Regions from separate parts of the Mus musculus genome. Here region 1 is linked to region 2. Evidence: chromatin contacts called from ENCODE Hi-C or POLR2A ChIA-PET data. All regions are on one chromosome and are shown on one strand. The core of a region is the stretch at or near the end of the contact, and the rest is flanking DNA. Distances in the headings are between cores, read along the strand shown.

Region 1 (3,245 bases), core at 91-2,590, 46 kb after region 2:
CGCACGCACGCACACTAGCTAACTCAGATTCCAGATTGAGAACCTACTAGACTCCAGGTAGAGTGCTAAGTACTTGGCATATATAATTTAATCTTTTAGAACAACCAGTGTTACCTTCATTTTACAGATAGAAAGCTGAAGCACAGACAAATTAAGTGATGCTCCCATGGCCACAGAGCTACTAAGTAGCACAACTAGGCACTGGCATACAGCTGAGCAACATACTGAACACAAGGGCGCGCTTACTAAGAATGGGGCCGCAGAAGGCAGGCATGCTAAGCCACTGTTCAAATCGACGTCATCCAGGAACGACAATCTTGTCTCCTGATAAGAGGATCTGCCTGGGATGCTACAAATTAAGTCAGATAACAGGGACAGTTCTTCTTAATGTGTTACCATGGACAGTGTTCTTTGAACCGAGTCAACCAGTTACAGGACCGGGTTGGCTCCCATGACCATCACCACAGAACCTGTGCGAAAATTTGGATGTAACAGGCACTGCACTGCAACGGGAGGTCTTCTCTGGAAGAGAACATCTCCCCAGGTGCTAGATGTGCCTTCCTCTTCTACAGTATTCATGGACGTCAGGTACCCCCCCACACACACACACACACACATCGTTCCTCATTGAATAAGTGAAAACTGCCACCCGAAGGGAGGGAGTTAGGTGGCCAGGGATGGAGCTGTTGGCTGCTACTTATAGAGTGCAAGAACCACACAATCCTAGCGGAGGTCGGAGAGAACTGAAGTGAGGGCATCAAAGAAAGCCATGGTAACCTCGGAGCAATACGATATAGATGCGGAGGATAGCACCCAAGAGAGTTTATCTGCCCGAGAGCTCAGTTCCCGCTTACAGCTGACTCCAGTCACCCCCTCCCCAAAGCACTATTGCAATTGTTAGGCTAAAAGCACCCCCTGCCAGTGGCTTCCGAGAGCCGGGAGGTAGGGGCTTTCCTAGAGGGGCAGTGGCGTCCATCCAGAGAGTAACTCTAGCTTCCCGGGACCTGGAGCCGCAGCCTTCTCCCCGCCGCAGCCCTGGCCCGGACGCGGAGGTGACGGGGTATGCCAAGTGGCACCACTCACCTCGCTCATCCCGGCGGCCGGACGGGCGTGGCAGGCGCAGGTGAGGCAAGGGGTCCTCGGAGATGCGTGCGTGAACCGCGGCCGAGAGTTGCTGGGCTCCGGGGCAGGGGCCCTGGAGGGCTCGGAGGGGAGAGTGCACGCTGCGAGCTGTTGCTTAATGCTGCCCCAAATGCTCCGGCTGCAGCGCTGCTCAGGGAGCCCCTTCTGACCTGGTCCTGTCAGCAGCTCCGGGCGCCTTGACCGGCTCCACCTTTTATAGTGAGCTGCGGTCCCTGCCTCCAGCCCAACCAATAGAAACTCTGCCTAGTGCAGACTGACAGCTCCTTGAACCCAGTGGTGGCAGGCTCAGAAATCTGCTGCATTTCCAAACTAGGGTAAGACGGAGAGAGCGGGAAGGAGGGGGGAGACCATGGGGGATGAGAAGACAGAAAACGAAGTAGGGAACCGGTAAAGGAAAGAGAAGTAGTAAGTAGTAACTGAAGAAACTGAACTCTGGTCCTCTTGAAGAACAGCTAAGGCTCTTGAGCCTTAGCTCAACCTCACATTGTATATATCGTTTAAGGAAAAAGAAAATAAACAGAACACAGGTAAACACACAGACCTTTTAGTTCTGTTTATCTATCTAGTTTTCATCTAAGGAAATTCTTTAATTTTCAAGCCTACAGTTCTTATTGACTTCATAAAAATCTCTTACAGCTTCAGTCAGTCAAACCCGGATACTGCAGCTTTCATAGATATATTCTTTGGTTGGTACCATCACAGACTGTTAACAACTGTAACTGTGACTTGTCACTACCATTCAGTGGTTTGGTCTCTTCTCAACAACCAACTTCAAGGAAGACCTCAATCGGTCTTTTTTTCTAACTTGACTCTTTGTGTTTATACATTTCCTCTGTTGGGTTAGAAATTAGGAAGATGGGGGAAAGATCCATCTGAGATCCTGTGATTCTGTTTCTAATAGGAATCTGGTTGCCTCAGTTACTAAAGTTCTAACTAGGCTGGCTCCTACTCACTCTGTACAGCATACTCCTCTGGAATCTTTCTAATGAACAATTAATTAGCATTGAAAAGGTTGTCCTTAGTGAAACAAACCTTAATTCTTGCTGCTATGAAATGAGCTTTGAGATGATAATGAGAATTCACCCTGTAGGTTAGGGATCAGCTAACTTTCCAGGTAACAATCAAATAATAAATGTTTTTTTCTTTGTAGGATCGCTGTACTCTTTGCTGAGCCATTTCCTACTGCACTTGAATACGGGCACAAATACTTATGTCAACAAACAGCTATGGCTCCATCTGATATAAATGTATTTGTGACCACTGAAGTTTGAATTTCATATAAATTTCATGGGCTACACTGTGTCTTCTTTTTAAATTTTAGTGGAGGAGCTGCAGAGGTGGCTCAGCAGCTAAGAGCACTTGCTGCTGTTCCAGAAGTCACTTCCAGGCACCTGTACAAACATGGGAATATGGCATATACTCATACATATAGTAAATAAATTTTAGTGTATATGATGGTCTGTATATGCTTGGCCCAGGAAGGGGTAGCCTTGTTGGAATAGGCATGCCACTATGGGCCTGAGCTTTAAGGTCCTCATCCTAGCTGCCTGGAAGTGAGTCTTCCTCTAGCGGCCTTCAAACTATGAACTCTCAGCTCCTTCTGCACCATGCCTGCCTGGATGCTGTCATGCTTCCACCTTGATGAAAACGGACTGAACCTCTGAACCTGTAAGCCAGCTCCAATTAAATGTTGTCCTTTTAAGAGTTGTCTTGGTGGGGTTGGAGAGATGGCTAAGTGGTTAAGAGCACTGTCTGCTCTTCCAGAGGTCCTGAGTTAAATTTCCAGCAGCCACATGGTGGCTCACAACCATCTTTAGTGGTTCTGATACCCTCTTCTGGTGTCTGAAGACAGCTACAATGTACTCATGTACATACAATAAATAAATTAAAAAAAAAGAGTTGTCTTGGTCATGGTGTCTGTTCACAGCAGTAAAACTCTAACTAAGAAAGAAGTTGGTACTAGAGACTGGGGAATTGCTGTGATAGGCCTGACCATGCTTTTGTTTAGAAGAACGTGGATTTTGGAACTTTGGATTTGGAAAGCAGTGGAATTCTTCAAGTGGGTCTTAATGGGCTATCCTAGTAGGAATATGGAAGACTTT
Region 2 (3,344 bases), core at 342-2,841:
TGTGGCATTTACATATGCCCTGTGCACATTCTCTTATACTTCCAGTAATTTCTGTATTACTTATAATGCCTATTATAATTTAAATATTCTGTATGTTACACTCTATGGTTTAAGGTAAATGGGGTGGGGAGAGCTACTTATGTACAATCCATACACAAAAATATGGAAAAAAATTACTTGTAGACACAACCAATCTACATGAGGACAGAAGGTGAGGTAAATAATTCTTAGTGCTGGGATGACAGAATATCTGACTGACGGAAGGTGACAGCAGGACACACCCACAGTCCCCTCCCAGGGACTCAGTGTAATGCTTGGCAGGTAACACACTCAAACTGCTTTGGGAATTTGCTTTTCAAATAATTTCCATGTGAGACTGGCTAGATCCAGGAAGAACCCAAAGATGAAGACTCTACATACTAATCCCGAAACTCCTAAGATAAATGCCTGGAACCAATATGATCATTTTAAGCTAAATGTTAAACCATTGACCTGATATGCCCTAACATTCACCAGCATGTGTTACATCATAGAATTTGAAAGCATTTAATTATGGTCAAAATTAGGGATGAAAGATACAGCTCTGGAAAACCTGGTCCTGTCCTTCGGCTATGAGGATGCGCAGCAAGATAAAAATAAAGGATAAAGATAACCAATCCAAACTCCCCAAGACTCACTTTTACAAAGAAAGACTAAACAGAATCCCTCTATTTTTATACTGCATGACAGAAGTGGAAAGAGAAATGAAAACATATTTGGGAGAATCGGGGTCTGGAATCTCAACAGCACTGAAGCTAACTTTCCATAACAAATAATTTCCAAAAATAGGACTGGCACAAAACTGGGTTGGGATTTGTACCAGAAATGTCACTAGCCCTTACAACTATAAAGGCTCTGTGGATGATAGCTAATGAGTGAAGAATTCAGAACAAGGGGAAATCTAAGCTATTTCTCTGGACAGAAAATGGACACTTTAGAGAAAGGTGGTGACACCCACCCACCCAATTGTCCCGCTAAAACCAAAATTAAAACAAAACAAAGTGGATTTCCTGGGCAACATTAAGAGACCCACTGTGGATGCTATTATTGACCTTGGCTTGGGAGGGATGCATTAGGATGCCCGACAGTTTCCACCGGTTGCTAGCAGGATTGCCAGGAGTTAAAGCACCCAGTAGGTGCTCCAAGGAGCCCCTCCCTCTACAATCCCTAAGTCCCCCCAAAACTGCAGGCCTAGGGGCCCGCTGATCTCGAAGTTACAGCAGCTTTTTGGGGCCACAAGAGCAGTTTTCGAAGAGGCTTTAGAGGTGGGCGAGGCAGAAACAATGACAGCCGCGCCACTCGGCCACACACAGTGTGACCTCTAAGCCCTTCCGAGCCTCTCCGCCGGGGGAGAAGAGGGGGTGCTAAGATCCCAGGGGCGCGGCCTGCACACCCGCAGGTCCTTTCCCTGTCCCCGCAAGGCACACACCGCTGTCACCCCCTCAGGGACTAATTCAGGTTCCCCCAACGGTCGCGGGCGTGGACTCCTAGCCCCAGGCTAAAGTCACCTCAGCAAGAACGCAGCCATCTTGAGTTCCGGCCTGGACGGAAATGACGCATCGCTCCTCCCCCCGTGTGGCCCTGCCTTTGGGGGCGGAGCCGGCGGGGCGGAGGCGGGGACTATCATATGACACCTCAGAATTTTTAGGCTGGAACCTCCTTTGTGTTCCGGGCTTGGTGGATGGTACTTTTTTTGTTTTGGGTTCTTTTTGGTTTTTTTTGGTTTTAGTTTTTTGTTTTGCTTTGCTTTTCAGTTCTTCGGTTTTCCTCTCACGCGCCAGTTTCTAGCTAGCGTCGTTTGTCAAAGTTTTGGCCAAAATCGCCGAGTGGTTACCGTTAGTGCGTTTACCTGCCCGAGTGTTTATTTTGTAGGGCTCGCTCTGCCAGGCAGCCACTTCTCCGGCTTATTTATTCCCTGAGGATTTCAGAGGCTCACTTCACCCCCCTCCTTCCAAGTTGTCTTAAAAATCCCCTAGTTAGCTGGCTGAGACACCCAAGGAAAAATGCTAGTTTGGCCTTCTTCTGAACTTGGTGCCTCCCGTGTTAGGCAAGCACTATACCTTTAAGCCATATCCCCAGCAAGATAAGCAAACCGTACCCCAAATTGGGCCGTAGGGAGTGTGTCGTGGGCTGCCAGAGGGCCATCCGCCATCCCTTTCAATGTTGGCATCCTTTCTCACCACCTCCTTTAGGCCTGGCAATTCCAGGGTTTGAGCTGCAGCACGAACCAAACTCCCACTGGCCAAAGACAACGCTCTTTTGTTTATTTTTTCAGCGATATGTGGGTGACACCCACAGCCACAAGAGCCTAGGGGTGTGGAGGAGAACCCGCTTTGATTTATATATACTGTATATCCACGGTTTTGAGGATTCCAAGCACAGAAATCAGTTGCAGAGTCTCTCGACTGAGGAAAGAGAGAAAGACATGAAATGAAATGTCAAAGTTCCTGACCCTGGGCGCTGAGGGGTGGCAAGGCAAAGGGAGAAAGAATAAAGGGGGGCAGCCCAGAGCAACTCTTATTCTGTAGCAAATCTCTTTTTGAATGTATTAATATTCAGATCCCATTTATATTTAGCAATCTAGCTCTCTCCTGCCTTTTTCCTTTCAGGATTTAAATAGCACAAATTCGCTTTTTTCCCCCCTTCATCAAATGAATAATATTATTTTGCATTTTTGTAACGTTAGACAAAGAAAGCACTTTGTAGACTTTTAGGGACCTTTGAGGTTCTCTCATCCAACCCTCCGTTCAGTGCAGGAATCTCTTTTGCAGTGTTTCTTGATCTTCAAGATGGACGCGACACAATTCAGTGCCAGCTACCTCAAAACATAAGTTTCATGTTGGTAGCAGTGGCTGTGCCTATAGTCCCAGCACTGTGGAGGCTGAGGTAAGAGGATCGTGAGTTTGAAGTCACTCTCCAGAGACAGGTAAAAGAGAAACAAACTGACATAAAGAAAACAGCTTTTAGAATTTAGTAAGAAGGTCCATCAGTAGAAAATTGTTCTAGTAAGTACAGCTTTCTGCTCCTGAACTCCCTCCCAGACATCGCTCCAACCCTCTCTAACCCAGCTTGCTGACACGCCTACAGTCCTAGTACTTAGTGGGTCAGGTGCTCAGGTCATCCTCAGCCTTGGCAGCATACCAAGTTCCAGGTGACCTGGACTACACAGACAGTATTCCAGAAACAAAAATAAGAATAAAATGTAACAGATGTCCCTTTAATTTAGCTCTTTGTTTTATTTAAATGGTTGTATGTCTGTATACCACGTGTGTGCTTGGTGCTCCGAGAGGCCAGAAAAGGATGCC

Evidence for each region. A loop is a pair of places that touch in the nucleus more often than their neighbours do. ChIA-PET counts read pairs that join two places held with the same protein, here RNA polymerase II (POLR2A).
Region 1: a loop to region 2 is called in a map of left cerebral cortex, with 2.2 times the contacts of the local background. The contact joins the promoter of Pcp4l1 here to the promoter of Sdhc in region 2. A Hi-C loop is called at or near these places in 5 of 37 maps with a recorded cell type or tissue (heart and left cerebral cortex). POLR2A ChIA-PET finds 5 or more read pairs at or near these places in 2 of 5 experiments (Patski and embryonic stem cell).

The regions. Positions count from the first base shown.
Region 1 is chr1:171,194,928-171,198,172 of GRCm38, forward strand. It overlaps Pcp4l1 (Purkinje cell protein 4-like 1), which reads right to left and starts at 1,341. Exons shown (of 3, transcript NM_025557.1): 1 at 1,084-1,341. The coding sequence starts at 1,092.
Region 2 is chr1:171,149,012-171,152,355 of GRCm38, forward strand. It overlaps Sdhc (succinate dehydrogenase complex, subunit C, integral membrane protein), which reads right to left and starts at 1,592. Exons shown (of 6, transcript NM_025321.3): 1 at 1,548-1,592. The coding sequence starts at 1,567. It also overlaps a transcript of Mpz not described here.